2 separate regions of the Mus musculus genome follow, and region 2 is linked to region 1. Evidence: chromatin loops called from intact Hi-C (ENCODE). Cell type or tissue: heart. All regions are shown on one strand.

Evidence for each region. Peaks named below come from ENCODE experiments on the same cell type or tissue, not always from the same donor. Only the 100,000 strongest peaks of a DNase experiment are listed, where the experiment ranks them.
Region 2: it touches region 1 in a loop (7-fold over the local background); 20 of 42 quality-filtered maps call a loop at or near these places.

Annotation. Positions count from the first base shown.
Region 1 is chr9:103,490,082-103,498,081 of GRCm38, forward strand. The region is part of intron 4 of Tmem108 (transmembrane protein 108); the gene reads right to left. Gm16252 (a long non-coding RNA gene) reads left to right here. Exons shown (of 7, transcript XR_003948081.1): 3 at 2,019-2,193; 4 at 2,445-5,814. Among named protein-coding and RNA genes, the nearest start is that of Bfsp2, 14 kb to the left of the region's middle. In heart, CTCF peaks have their summits at 554 (motif pointing right) and 4,465; DNase peaks (open chromatin) are centred at 560 and 4,450; H3K27ac peaks cover 3,490 bases.
Region 2 is chr9:103,620,560-103,628,559 of GRCm38, forward strand. All of the region lies in intron 2 of Tmem108 (transmembrane protein 108), which reads right to left. Among named protein-coding and RNA genes, the nearest start is that of Gm32682, 51 kb to the left of the region's middle. In heart, a CTCF peak has its summit at 4,279 (motif pointing right); no DNase peak of the experiment used is centred here; H3K27ac peaks cover 2,745 bases.

The DNA.
Region 1 (8,000 bases):
TTTGTCGGAAGGGAGGCTACATGTGACTTGGTGGTATTTGTGGTTGCTACTGTGCTGTGCTTTAAGGATGCACCAAGAAAGGGCTTTGCTCATCTGCTGGGGACAAAGACCAGCATTTGTGTTCAGTGACTCAGACCATGGAGAGATCTCTGTTGAAGCAGGGGGTGACAGACATAGATGCATTAGACAAAAGCTCGAGGCTCAGTTAAAAAGATGTGACCAGCCAGTCATATAGGACTTGCAGTTCAGGGACATTATCCACTGATAGCTACAAATGTCCTTTTGACCTCGTGGAGTCACTATTAGAGTTCGTAATTTCCAGATAAGTCATTTTTATCAATAGGCTTAGGAGCAAAGCTGGATGTGTGGACTCCAAAGTTTCTGCTCTTTAACACCCAGGCTTCTGCCCAAGGGCAACACAAGGGCTCACCCTGTTGAGGTGACTGCAGCCTAGCTTTTCTGAGCCTGGCCCCTCACATTGTGTAACAGGTGACCCTGGTCTCTACAGTGTCTGAGTGCCTGAGAATGGGGGCCCAGGCTGCTCTGTTCAGAGGCCAACACCAGGGGGCAGCAGAGGGCCATCTCCCACAGAAGCAATCTGAGGACTTGACCACTACAGACTTGGTACTTAGGGTGTAGAAACTGGCACATTTATGAGCTGAGATCTTAGAGCCCAGGTTCCAGTCCCGAGGGGTCACTGGAACATTCTGTACGCCCCACTGGCTTTTCTGGAATGATCTCCAACCAAAGTCAGGAGGCAGCTTCTATTTGCAGTTTGCTTCATCTGCTCTGGCCAGAAAGAAAGGCTTCCAGGTTGCTAATCATGCCTCTAAGAGTAGCTTTTAAAAAGCCCTTGACACATGGAGGGGGCTGCTGAAGGGGATTTCGGGGACAGCTCGTGTCAGATTGTTCAAATTTTGTGGCTTCGTCTTTCCCTTCTTCTCACAGCCCAGGAAGGGGCAGAAAGGGCTGCGAAGCCCAAAGTGTAAATGGCATAGTTAGGGCATCCTTTCACCCTGCTCAGAGACACCATGTCTGTCACAGATGCCCTCTCTCCCTCCTCCCTGGTATCTTTATTCCTCAGAGCCACCAGACTCTGTCTCTGAAACATCAAGCGGGAAATGGCCAGGGCACGTGACGCCAGTAGAACCAGGTCTCTGAAGACACAGAAACACTTCAGAAGTGAGGAGGGGTGGGCGGTTCTTTAGCTTTGCTGATGTGGGAGTTGTCAGGGACAAGTGGTCACTTTTCACCTGCTGGCCTGTGAAGGTATCTGACAGCACATCACACACTTCACTGCCACAGACTTCAAACAGGGTGTCAGGGAGAAGGATGTCCTTAAAAGCCACGTCTCTGAGGGAGGGGGGTGGGGATCTGTGATTGGACCCACTGAATAGTTACAAACAAGCAAGTGAGATCAAAGAGACAGAGATGGTCTTAGAGACTGCCCGGTCATGAGGAAATGGTTGTAGAAGCTGGAATCGGAACCCAGGCATCAACACACTACTCACAAGGCCCGGGCAAGCTGCTTAACCTCTCGGCCTCTGTGCAGGCCAGACAAAATCCTGCATGCAGCAGAATTCTGCCCTGCTCCTCACTGCCTTTCCCACCTGTTAGTCTTAGTTTGCAAAGTAGGGAGTGGAAACCCTAGAGATGAGCTTCCCGAGGCCACTCTGCCAAGGCGTGCCTACTGCTATGTCCGAGTTCGTAATGCCCCTGACTGGAAGCCCGAGCCTGTGTAAGGTGCAGAAATCCTATGTAATGTGTGGGAGGCTCTGTGGCTTGAATCCACTTCTCTTGGGAACTTCCCAGCCTTTGCAGAAAGAGACTCTGGGCTCTGTGACTGTGACAGTCTCAAGGTTAATGCTCTAGTTGTGTTTAGAACTATAACTTCACTATTCTGACCTTTCGTCCAAGAGATAGGAGTCTAATATGCTCTCAGCGCAACATAGTTTACAGGCCTCTTCAACCGGCACAGCCACTGTGAGAGAAAGACATGAGTGTTCTTCCACCCACAGAAGTAACTGAAGGTCACTGAAGTTGATCAAGATCACCCCAGCTAATTACACCACCAGGACCACGGGTTGTGGTAATCTTCAAGTAGGTGTTGATTGTCTCCCGTTACTCTGAACACTAGAGGGAACACACAGTTCGGCCTTAGAAGCCCTCTGTCAGCTGCACGGTGAGTACAAGGTGTGAGCCACTTAACCATTTAGTTAAAGAATCAACCGCTCCATGTTTCCAAAGGCAACAGCCACTGAGACCCTATGAGGAATGAGTGGGGGGCTCCCTCTGTCCATAGTTCTAGAACAGCCCTGAGAGTTAAGCAAGCTCTCGTGGGTTTCCCAGTAACGAATCTTCTGTGACTTATCAGATGAGAGATAGATAGATAGAAGGATCACTGGTATGAAGCCGGAACCCTGCGTACTCTGTTCACTCGACAGGACTCCGTGGGCTCTGAGAAGTGATCAAAGCCCCACAGGTTCCCCCAGAAGATCCAACCTTTCCAAATACCTGCTGCATTGCCAACTGCCGGGCCAGAATCCACACGGGATGAGTGGCAGCCACCCCTCCTCTCTGCTGTCTCTTGAGCCCCTTCCCTGCGGCAAACCCTGATTGAAGACCCTCCATGCACTGGCTCTGATTTTCAAAGGTCTAGGGGGCAAGCATTGCAAGTGTGTGGAGATACGCTGCCGAAACCCTGCTGCCCCTTCAGATTTACCACCATCCCTGACACCTGCCCCAGGACGGACTACCGCAGGGCCGACAGAGCATGCACAGTCTCTTGGGATCCCTCTACAGCTCAAGGCTTCCACCAACCCAGCAGAAACACGCAGACGTTGTTCCACCTCCTTTATCTCCCATCTCCTTCTGTGTCTCAGGGCCTGCATGGCTGCGTAGGGCTTGCCTCGCTCACTCCAGCTCTCCCTGGGTGGTATTTTATAGTACAGCTGCCTGGCATGCCTGATTCCATCTTGGCATCTGCCCTTTGAAGGACCTGAACTCACACAGCAGACGTCTCTCTCATCCCAGAGAAGAGGAAGCGGAGGACCGCTGGCGAAGTTCACAGTCAAGGGCGGCCAGGGCTGGGTTGTGGGCAGGCGTGTTTGATTCCACAAGCTGGTTTTAGCACTTCAGGGCACTCCATAAAGGATTAAACTGACAGAAGACAGGGACTGGGTAGTTTTCAGCTCTTATGTCCTGGTTATAAGGCCACAACTAAGAGGGTTTAGTGCCCAGCTCCTCACCTTAGCATGTGGGGGTTAGAAGTCTAGCAGGGGGATACTACCTTACAGTCCAGAGATAGCTATAGTTTAGCTTGAGTGGGTCATGGCCAGAGTGACAATTTAAGGAGAGTCCTGCCTTCTCCCCACCACCTCCTCCCATTGGTCCATAATTCCAAAGAGACTACCCACCTAACTACACTTCCTTTTGCGACAATCTTTTTCTGCTTCATAGTAAGAACCAGTCTAACCCAGGTTTTCTTTCTTTTTTTTTTCCTGAATAATCACATCATTTATTTCTTTTTCTTTTTTTAAAATTACGTATTTTCCTCATTTACATTTCCAATGCTATCCCAAAAGTCCCCCATACCCTCCCACCCACCCACCCCCACTTTTTGGCCCTGGCGTTCCCCTGTACTGGGGCATATAAAGTTTGCAAGTCCAATGGGCCTCTCTTTCCAGTGATGGCCGACTAGGCCATCTTTTGATACATATGCAGCTAGAGTCAAGAGCTCCGGGGTACTGGTTAGTTCATAATGTTGTTCCACCTATAGGGTTGCAGATCCCTTTAGCTCCTTGGATACTTTCTCTAGCTCCTCCATTGGGGGCCCTGTGATCCATCCAATAGCTGACTGTGAGCATCCACTTCTGTGTTTGCTAGGCCCCGGCATAGTCTCACAAGAGACAGCTATATCTGGGTCCTTTCAGCAAAATCTTGCTAGTGTATGCAATTAACCCAGGTTTTCTTATGTGGTAATTAAAAAGCCATGTAAGTCCTACACACACACACACACATACACACACTCTGCATATACAGGCACATGTTTATGCTTGTATTCATGGTTAACATTCACTGGACAATGAGCAGAGCTAAGAATTATGGGTCCTAAAACACCCCTTGGAATATTGAATTAATGGTCCAGAGCCTGGAGAAAACCTTGCTCTGGGGCGAGTATCAAGGCCAGGGAGTGGCTCTCCTCTGTCCTATCAGGCTGAACTTGCACTGGTGATGCAGCACATCTGTCTCTGCTCTGGTTTCCTTATCTAACCCTCCCTAAAGCTCCATCTTCTCCCAGATGAGGCTGGGAGAAAACACCCCACAGTGTGAGACAGGCCAAGGGAGCTCAGCAGAGCCTCCACATGGTTCTGTGAAAACCCAGAGCACACACTGGTGAGTAATGACCACTGGCAGGCCCGAGGCTTAAGAGGAGGCAGCAGGACCTGTGCATCCTGATGGTGGCAGCAGAGACCAGCGCAGCAGCCACATGGCTCCTGGCCCTCGCTCCTAGTGGCCTGGAGCCAGTCAATTTTAGTTCTCTTCTGAAGCAGAGTTGGCAGCAAGTATCTGGCAGGGCTCAGGAGACTAACCACTCCTCAGCCCTTGTACACTGATGCCCTTCCAGCTATTGGGAGGGTTTGTGACGTGGAAGGCAGGTGAGCTGCTGACCCTCCATTGCTGTGCAGGCTTTGAGTTCAATATACTCCTCTCTCCCTCATTAGAACCAGGGGAATCATGAGCTGGAGAAAGCATAGCACGGGGCAAGCCTCTGCTGCTCTCTGAAACCTGGCTTCTCTCCCAGCCCCTTCGCCAGCGGTGATAAATTCTACACCTGCACTTTGGTACCAGTCTGTCTGCCTGGCAGAGGATGGAGAGTCTGCTGTAAGGTCTGCAGAGGTGCTCTGGGGTACACAGACAGCAGGGAAGGTTGAAACATGAGCCTTCGGACCTGGGAGAGCCCAGCTGGTCTGGTCATTAGATGGAGCAGGACTATGGAAACAGTCCAAACAACACCTAGGGTCCCGAGACCAGACTGATCTAAATACTGATTTAAGTATTTCCTGTATATTTAAGTATAATGGCCAAGGATGACCCATAGGGGCTATGTCTGTGACCAAGGACACAGATTTGATGTGGGGGTAGTCAGGACCCAGGTAGAAACATAAAGGAAGTGGACTCTGTTGTCCCCTTGGGCTATAAAAGGCCAGTGTGGACACAATTAGATCTTTAGAGAGAGTGTACTACCCCTGCCCCCCAGCACCTGAAGGCTCCTCTTACAGCTTCGACTTGTCCTTGGGGAGTAGTTCTAGGCTGTGTCTGCCCTGCCTTGACTGACGTCAGTTTTCTAACTCAACGGTGCGGGTGATGACCAGAGTCTCCTGACACCTCGGTACTGTGTGTCTATTTATGTGTTTATTTTCTTTAGCAAGTGTAGGAACAGAATGATAAGACAATCCTGGGATCCCAACTATAATCGAGGGCGTCCCAACTATAATCGAGGGCGACACGCATGGGAGATTAGAAAGCAGCTACTTCTCACGTGTGACTGTTAATAATTTGCTTACTAATACGTGCTAAGTTTTTTCAATCTCCTTCCTATTTCAGAAGCAGGGATCACAGCCTATGGTCCACTATGCACAGCTGAGATGGATGTACCTAGGAGAGGCACAGCCCCAGGGGGTTTGTCTCTGGATTGCTCCTTGATGTTGCGGTTCTTTCTGAATCTAGCAAGGTGTGAGTGGGTGTGGGGAGACCCTCTCTACCTATAGAGTCTGCTGTCATTGCTTCTTGAGAGACAGCCCACTCTACTGAGTAAGTTTCCTGCACATAAATATGAAGATGAACTTTTGTAAAATATCATTTAAATGGATTAATGATTTCATAGAATTCCTGATTTGATTTAAATAGTTTTAGGAAGTTACGGTAGTTGATAGAATGTTTAAGGAGATGGTTTAAGGTTAAGTTATGGCAGAGAGATATAATAAAGTTAGAATTAAGAATAGAACCTGCCTTCTCCTTGTAGAGTAGTGAGGGCTGCATAAGTTAGACAAGGAACACAGCAAGCTTTCCTGTGTCACAAGCATGTAGTGGTACTTGGAAGAGAAAAATAGGCTTGGGACAAGCTAATGATCAAAGAAAACATTCATTCTAGCCTGGCTCTGAGCTCCTGGATCTTGTGATCTAGGGATGCGGCCATAGGTTTTGTTTGCACCATGAAAAGACAGGGTTATGAGAAAGAGTAAATAAGTCTATTATGAGCATAAGAATATAGGATAGATGATTAGCCGAACAAGACTTTAAAAATAGTAAGACAGATGATCTGTCTCTTGGCAAATACAAATTGTCATCCGCTAAGCATAGGAAAACACTTGCTACTATAGACTGGCTTGCTTAAACTTTGCTAATCAATGACAAAAGAGTTATTGCTTTGGGGTTTCAATGAACTTGTGGGGAGATAGATAGATGAGAAATGTTTGAGTTTCAAGAAGAATACATAGCCAATAATCCTGCTGTAATGTCCTTTTGTGTAATGAATCTGTTCTTAAAGAATTATGTTATTGTGGTGGTTGTTTTTGGAGAATATGCAACTTGTGGCTATAAGGTAATCCTTTTCTTACACAGACAATTTTTGTCTTAGGTAGTAGGAGCTTTGCTCCATCCACCAAATGTGTGTGTAAAGTTGTTAGAGCTTGCTTCACCCACCAAGTGTGTGTGTGTATTCCCTCAGTGAAGTCTGCTGAATGATCAATTGATAACTCTATGCATCAAAGTCAGCTTTTGACCCATGGCCAACTCTATGCATTCCCTGAACTGGGTCCTGGAGTAGGAGTAGCCTTCTAGCCTCAACACAAGTTTTGTTGTTGTTGTTTTTCCCCAGCAAGCTGTGAGAGGGGATACTTGTAAAGAGGAGATGGGTGGAAAGCTGGCTGTGTTGAGGGCCTAAGCCTTCCCTGTGGCAAGAGGGAAGGGTGTTGTTGGCTTGGTTTCACAGCCTCCCCATGGGAAGGAAGCCTTGGGGTTTCATTTAAGACCAAGATGAACCCATAGGGTGATATGAAGCCTGTTTGTGAACAGAGCTGATGTCAGCACAGGTTCTGTTAGTGTGACTAAAGTGTTCCCCCACTTGGCACAGGTGGGCACGTGTGCAATGCTGTCCTCCTGGGGAACCAGGTGACCAATCAGAGGCCACAGATGTAGCGGGCTTGGGCAATACAGAAGAAGATGCTGAGGGTCATGGATAAGGCAAGGAAATTGCTCCCTGAGAGTCATTCCAGTGCCTCTGGGACTGTTAAGTGGACAGTAATGTGGTTTTGGAAGACATTACTCAGGACTTCTGGGTGCAAACGACAAGAAGGCAAACTTGAGGTCTTCAAGAGAGTGGGGAAGAACGCAAAAGGTCAGAGGACAGGCTGTGTGTGTGTGTGTGTGTGTGGAGGGGTGAGAAGCAGAGGTCAGAGGACAGGCTGTGTGTGTGTGTGTGTGTGTGGAGGGGTGAGAAGCAGAGGTCAGAGGACAGGCTGTGTGTGTGTGTGTGTGTGTGTGTGTGGAGGGGTGAGAAGCAGAGGTCAGAGGACAGGCTGTGTGTATGTGTGTGTGTGGAGGGGTGAGAAGCAGAGGTCAGAGGACAGGCTGTGTGTATGTGTGTGTGTGGAGGGGTGAGAAGCAGAGGTCAGAGGACAGGCTGTGTGTATGTGTGTGTGTGTGGAGGGGTGAGAAGCAGAGGTCAGAGGACAGGCTGTGTGTGTGTGTGTGTGGAGGGGTGAGAAGCAGAGGTCAGAGGACAGGCTGTGTGTGTGTGTGTGTGTGTGGAGGGGTGAGAAGCACAGGTGACACCTTTAATGGTAACCATTTGGGGTAGGGTGGAGCCGAGTCCAGCAAAGATCCTCTGAGAACAGAGTGTGACATAAGAAGACATAAAGGGGGGTTTTAAGGTTCTCAGAGGCCATGGTGGCAGGGTCTTGATGGGACCTGAGCATATCCTCTGACTCCTCTCTTTC
Region 2 (8,000 bases), 130 kb after region 1:
TGTGTTCAATATTTTATACTTTTATGTAAGAAACGTTTTGTATTACTCCATACCCACGGCCAGCCACAAGAGCTCAACTACATCAGTTGCCACTCTGTCGCTTACAGGCACTTACAGGTGGACAGGGAAGGAAGAATGGTACCAAGCAAGGCTTAGCAGCAATGCGGAACTAACTTGTTAGGTCTAACATTTCAAAAATCTCTAAAGTCAAAGGGGAAGTTGAAGTTCAGATGTTTCAATGGAAGTCTACCTTCTGAACAATGATGCCTATTAAGTTCATGAGGGCCCAGTCTACCAGCAAAAGGAAGGCCCACCCTGTGATTTCTGGCTTATACAGGTTCTCCTACTCTAGCCACCACAGGGGCCATACGCCAGGTCCTAGGGAACTGAGGAGCACTGTCTGAGGTCAGACAACGTAAGAGCATTTCCTACAGTCTCCCTGGGCCAGCTGCCCACTTTTAAGGGAAGAGAATTTCAACAGAGCCCCTTCCTTCCCTCACGCTCTGTACAGTTTAGTTTCATCTTTTAAAGAGGCTGTCAGACACACCAAAGAGCTGCATGGCCAAGCCATTCATCTCCTGCTAAGGAAAAGGCTATACAAGGGAAGCAAGTAATCTAAGCTCTGTTAGAGATGAGGACGTGTGTGCCCTGGGCACCTCACGGGCAGAGTCACCAGGGGGTACCTGAGTGGCCGGGGCTGGGCTCTGCAATGCTTGTGTACAAGACTGAGTGCCTGATATGGATCCTTAGTTGTGGGAAGCCACATGTGCCATTGCAGGGTGGCACTGGCTTCCACTGGCCACCACACATACATAGGCAGTAAAGTTTCTTTTGCCAAGATGAGATTTTGAGAATTAACCAAAATTAACCAATCAGATGAGAGACAAGTTAACCAATAAGATGAGAGACAAGTTAACCAATCAGATGTAGGCATGCAAATGAGGTGGTAAGCATAACCCATGCATAACCAATCCGGGTGTGAGACATGCCTCTCCTAGGCCTATATAAGCAGCACCAGTTCTGGGCTTGGGGTCTCTTCGCCTCTGCAATCAAGCTCTCCCAATAAACGTGTGCAGAAGGATCCTGTTGCAGCGTCGTTCTTGCTGGCGAGTCAGAGCTCGCACAAGACTTAGTGTCCACATATGATAGAAGACAGCATGCTGCGTGTCTTCAAGCCAGTGCTGGGTGACACATATGAGGAAGATAAACCGATGATGACCTCTGACCTCCACACTCTCACTCATGCATATGCACTTACATGTACACACATTCACAGATGACCATATGCATGCACCCATGATGTGCATACACACACACACACACACACACACACACACACACACACACACAGAGTACCAGCATCTGAAGTTTTCTAGACTCACACTGGTCTCCTTTTCTGGTACACAAGGCCTGTTATGAGCATTCATCTCCTTTGAGGATGGAGCTTGTGTGAGGCCAAGAATGTGGATCACACCTCCTCTTTATGGTTTTGGTATTAAAGACAGGATATTGAGGTCAGTGAATTAAGTAATATTGCAAAGCTGCCAACTACCAACAGAGTATGCACTGTCATTTAGACTGCGGTGCTTGTGAAAGATTACTTCTTAGCCATAGTAAACTTAGTCATTTTTCTTTTTCTTTTTACGGTGCCTGAAAAATATCTCCAGATATTGAATTTTGGGACCTACAGATGTGTGTTTCCTCTGGACAATAGGCATTTGTCCCAGAAAGTTATAGTGATGATGTTGTCACATCCAAAAGGCGGCATGGCTGTAAGAGATAGGCTAAATATTCCACAGATCATTTATTTACAAATGGAAAGAACACTGAAACCCATTGGTCATGCATTAGAGGCAGTGGATTTTAGTATATAAAACTGTCCACAACATCACAGTCCTTGGTAAACTTTATAACTTCAAACCCTTCTGTTCTCTTCTCTTAGCTTTTCCAATACCACCTGAATACTAAGAGATTCATTTTTAAACTCTCCATTCAGTATAGTTTTATTTTGTGATTCTGGTTCAATATTTCAGAATACATAATTTAGATCAAGCCATTCCTCAGGAAATGTAGTTCCTGAGATGCACAGCTGAAATCAAAATTGTAATGAAAAACAAACTAACGTTGTGGGCAACAGTGGTGTGGGCCAATGTAGACTAAACTTCCTTCACCTTCAGAGTGTGGTTAGCATGGGTTAGACCCACACAGTTAGATCTAACTTACCACTAAGTTCAGAGTCAAAACATCTCAGTATTTCTAACAAGTCTCATTTTTATATCTTGTTCCAAAAAGCATCATAAAGCAGTCACTTTGATCTCAACTCTGAAGATCTTAAATAGCGTGGGATGACCTTGATGAGTCTACTGTGCTCTGATGCCTGGGTTAGAAACAAATCATTCAGGGGTTATTTAGACTAATGGTTTCCCAAGCTAGCTGTCCATCAAGACTGATGTCAGTCAGTCAGCCAGTCTCTCTGTGTCTGTCTCTCTGTGTGTCTGTCTCTGTCGCTCTGCATGTGTGTGTGTATGTGCATGTTTGTGTATGTTGGAGAGATTCAACCTTGGGTTGTGGTTCCTCCGGATCAGCCATCCTTGTTTCTGGAGACAGGTTACCTCACTGGACTGGAGCGTGCCAAGAGTAGAGCAGGCTGGCTGGCCAGCAGGTCCCTGGGTCCCTCTACCACCCTAGTGCTAAGATTACAAGCACATTCCATCATACCCAGCTATTTCATGTGGGTTCCAGGGATCTAACGCAGGTCCTCGTTACTTGAACAGCCAGCACTTTAGTGAGTTACCTCCCCAGTCCCAGAATCTATTTTAAAAATAGACTCCTCGTCCTCCAGGAACTCTAACACCCGGGTTCTGGGGTAGGACAACTGGAAATGACTCTCAGGATTAAGATTCGGGCTTAACAGTGAGAACTGAACCTAGGACAGAGGAAAAGAGGCTCCCCCAAATACCAAAGGGACCTCCCCAGGGACGACTGTGCCCCTGGGAAAAAGAGTGGGATTCCTGCCTCGGCTTCACACACTACTCAGGCACGGCTAGGCCAGAGCCACTCTTCCTCTCTCCTGCAAGTGGCAGTTTTATGAGAGGAGGCGGGACAATAAATGAAAAGCACATTTGCAAGTCACATTCACCACACAGAGGGAGTGACTCAGTGTTTCTTAAATATTTAGATCCGCCATCTCTCCCACAGTCCCAGTCTGAAGCAGCACATGCGCAGTGTTGAGGCACTTTCTCGTCCTCCTCTGACTCCGATTAACCCCTCTCTCAGTGTTCCCTCGCCATGCTTCACCAGGTGCTTGGAATGAGGACGACTCAAAGGGAGGCTCAGGGAAGGAAGGGTGTGTGGGGATCTGCAAAGACTAGAGCCGGACAAGGAACAGAAGCTACTGGCATCAGTTGCTGTAAAGGTGGGGTAGTCGTTCTTTCCATGACCTGCACCACGAGGGATCTTAGTTGAGTTTAGCTGGGGTTACAGCAAGGGCTACCCCTCGGAGTGCAGGGAAGACCCTTTCCTCGTCATGGACTATAGCCACCTGCAAGGAGAGAGGCTGGTGGAAGGTGACGGTGTGTATGGAAGGTGGCAGAGGTCGGTCTCATAAAACTGGCGCCTTGTGATATAACAGTGCTGCACTGGACCAAGTGAAATGGCGCCTTGACTCCCAGAGGACTGACAGTTTATCAGGGGGAGAGAGTATCTTATCAAAAGTCACTCGATAGCTAGACACTCAAGCTGTAGCCAGAGCACTCCAGAGGTGGAGACGGGAGGGTTAGGATGAGTCTTAGAGGTGGGGGAGCATAAGCTAAGGCTTTGGGCATTCAAACGGATTTCTGACAGGTGTATATGGAAGGATGTAAAAACCCAGAGGTAGGACAACGACGGTGACAAGGACGAAGATGCTGCTGCTGAGGCAGGTGTGTGATGTGTAAGTTTTGCACGTTCTATCACTGGCAGAAAAAAAAATTCCCACTACAGTACAATTTAGGACATAGTACATCTTCCTCTCCAGCTTCTGAGACAGAACTGCCCTTATCTGCTGGGGAAGGGTGGGATACAGGCTCAAGAGGTAAAGGCACATACAGAAGTAGCCAGTAGTTTAAAGATGGCTGCTGAGCCTCAAAATTCAATCTCCCCAAACCAATGCATCAAAAGAAATGCTTGCAAACCAGGAGATAGCTGGTGAGCCATTCACTATCCAATAGATTCTAAGAGCCTAACTCAACCACAGGACTCAGCATTGTCTCCATCCATGAAGAAACAGCATTAGATGTCAGCCACTAGGTGGTGCCAAATCCTAGTTCAGACCTGCATGGATATGGATACCTCTCTGCTGGTTCCTTCCCCAGACTGCTAATAGGTAGACCAGTTCTCTCTCCTTAAGCTACTACCATTTCAATAATGTAATGATATGGCTTATACCCGTGGCTTTTAAGATACAGTCCTTATACCACTGACATAAGGAAACTTACTAGAAATGCATATTATCAGGTTCTACTTAGAGCCAGAATCAGAAAATTCAGAGTGGGCTCCCAGCAATCAGCTTCAAGCCCTTCAAGATGTATAATAAACTGAAGTAGAGAACCCCCTGCTTTATTCACAATTGTCTCTGCCTTAGGATTATGGTACGGTAAGAGTTTTAATATATAATTGTGACCTTGGACAAGTCATTTACATCTCCACTTTGGAACAGATAGACCAGCTTCCAATGCTCACTCCAGCTGCAGCCTACTGTAATCCAGCAGTTCTCTAGTGGGCTAGTGCAGGCATTCAAGGATCTTGCTGGAAGCATCTAGCAAAGGGAATCTGTTTTCCAGTGGATGATTTAGAAATGTCACCTGTCTCCACGGTTCAACTTCCCGGGCTAGTGATGTTACTGCTCTTTGAGAAATTCCCAAGTATAAGGTAGAACTTAACAACACAGGGTTTGTGGCAGGTCAACCAACATGTGGTCGTCAGGCTGGACTACAAATGCATCTTTATCCACTGAACCATCTCCCAGCATCGAATTTACATTCGAAACACAGGCTGCTGGAACTGATCCAAATAGGTAAATCTGAGAACAACTACTTACAAAGAAACCTTCCTTTCAGAACCTGAAAGATTAACAGGGACAGTCAACATGGAGAGATAAGTCAAACATATTACCCATCTCTGCTGTGCAAGTCAGTGTCTAACATGGGATCGATAAGCTGGACAAAACAAACAATGGCCACAACTAATTACACCCAAGTCAGACTGGGCATGTGCCAGGAAGTTAGAAAACAAGTCATCTATTTGCCACAGCTGTCTGTCCTTAATCCACGGATACACACTGACATCTAGACACAGGCTTTTAAATCAAAATGTACATGGTAGGCAGTTTTTGTCTCTCCCTCCAACTGGGGGATATCTAATGCTCAGAATACTGGAACATAGTGGGTGTTTGGTGCCTGTTTGAATACATGCATGGGTGACTTGCTGTAAGACTGATGCAGGGGGCTGTCCAGTAAAAATTTCTGAGGTCATAGAAATATTACAGAAGTTGTATTGACCAAGACAGTAGCTACAAGTCACAGGCAGCTACTGACCACTTAAACCAGAAGCTAGTTTAACCAAGGATACAAGCTCCAAATTTTAAGTAGTTTCACTTTAAACACACTCTGATTCCTTACCACAATGAATCTAGTTGCACGGCTCCAGAAATGAGTTTGAAATTAAAGAAGAGATTTTATCTTTTATTTGGGGACCAGGTGGCATTGAATCCATAGACAGCATGGCTGGTGGGAGGAAGAGTCAGGTGACTGATGGGCATTTGGCCAGGGACAATAACCATTTTATTAGCCAAGAGCAAAGAAGAGCTCAGAACTTCCCTGGGCTGCACATGCGCCTCCCTTGCCTGAGCATACACTCAGGCTGTGACGGTCATCTAATCATTTTCATTTATTCAAGCATTTTCCAATCTGTTTCTGTATTTCTTTTGGAGGGGGCATCATACCAAAAACGGATCCTATGGGGTAGGTAACGCCCTGAGGTTCCTTGCTTGCTATGAAAGGCAAGAAGTCTTAAAGACAAGAAGGCTATACTGCAAAATGAGAGGATGAAATGGGAGCCGAAAGAAAGAAAGAAAGAAGTACATGTTTGTTTCTCCTCAAACAAGAGGATGCTGCTTGTCATGAAGGCTAAATATTATGCACTGCTTGGACATCTACAGGGCCTAAGTGCAGCTCCTTTCCTGTCTCTGCACCATGGGTAAGGCCTGATGGTCAAGCAGCTTGCTTACTAACAGGAACAGGCACACAGTTCCTCTATTACCAGTGGGGATATTTCCTCAGGCATCATGGGAGCCAGGGGCATCCTAGCCTCTTAGCATCTGGGAGCACAAACGCAGCCTCTGGGAGCACCTGCTGTTCATCTGTTTTCATGTATGATTCCCATGAGGTCCTGCATCACGTGCTGCGCTTCTACCCCAGGCTCTAAGCCAATGGGACTAAGCAGCTGCAGGGTTTGCCATCTACCTAGGATCAGTGTCATGGCTTTGGCCACCAACACACCTGTAACCTTCCCCTGCACTGGGGCAAGATGCAGGTGATTTCATTATTGAAGGCATTTTTATAAGGACCTCAGTAGATACTGATGGACCAGGTATCATTGACAGCTACTTAGTCTGACCCCGTCCTTCTGAGCTTCCATGATACTTCAGGGCCATGAGACCTGAAAGCGTTATTTACCAGGGACCTTTCTATCAGGATTCTGTTGGAGTCTCACAACTGGGGACATCTCCATGACTTAGGAAAGCTGCAACAGAGCAAAGACATTATTCTCCTGTAGCAGCTGAGGAAAGTCCAAGTCAAGACAAGGAAGGCTTAGCTCAGGCTCCTTTGAGCCCACCAGAGACCTGGAGGCGTGGCTGCTAGTGGCCCCTCCTCTACAGCGCTTCAATGCCCTGCTTTCTAAAACACTCTATGGTAGATACTTCTGTGTCCTGGTTCAGGCTTTCTTTCCTTTTCATCTCAGCCCTAACCACACAGTTCCACGTGAGCTTTAGCTCCCACTGGGCCTACAGCTGTCTACCTCAAGTGTGAACTACACATTTTCACTCTGGGTTTTAAGATTCCTCTAAAGCTGCAGGAGCCACGAGAGTTAAGCAGGCTTACATGTGCTGCTGAGAGACACATGAGGGTAATATCTCTGGGGCATTACTTGGCAGGTCAACCCTCCTACCCGCTATAATTTGTGAAGACAAAGCTAGGAGGTACCTCATGCTTCCCAGCAGATCCCGACAGAAGACAACTTCTACCTCTCCGATACAACTTCAGTAACGTATCTTTCTGTTGGCTGCTCCTCTTGCTCATTCTCTTGCTGTTCTCTGGGCTCACCTTCCAAATAAGTCCTTTGCCCCTTAATCCTGGCCTCAGGCTCTGCATTGAAAGGATCTAAATGAAGACAGAGGCCTTCCTGACCTCCCTCCCTCAGCTCTCCACAGGGTAGAGAAGTTCCATAAATTAATATGTCTCCTATCTGAAGAAGTTTCTGATTTTTCTGACCAAGTCATAACCAGTGTAGTTATGCATTAGTAGTCCATGCTGGATCACTGTAACTGTATTATCTGTATGTATGTGTATATATATATACATACATACATATCATATGTATATACATGCACACATATGCATGTATGTATATAAAATGTGTATATGTATGTGTGTATGTATGTATGCATGAGTGTGTGTGTATGTATGTATGTGTGTACATATACATATACATATATCTATCTATATAGTGTGTGTGTGCGCACACTCATGCATACATATGTATGTGTTCTGGATTAACAAGCATGATTTCATTATTTTATTTCTGCTAGGACGCATATATTGGTTTCGATGGAAGACATTACTAGCTGATTTTGCACTACCCATTCTCCAAATTTCACCTACAAACAAAATCCAAATCTTGATTAATCGGGAAGTATATTTGATCCAAATGTCAACTTATTAGTTCCTCCCTTCAGTAGAGAA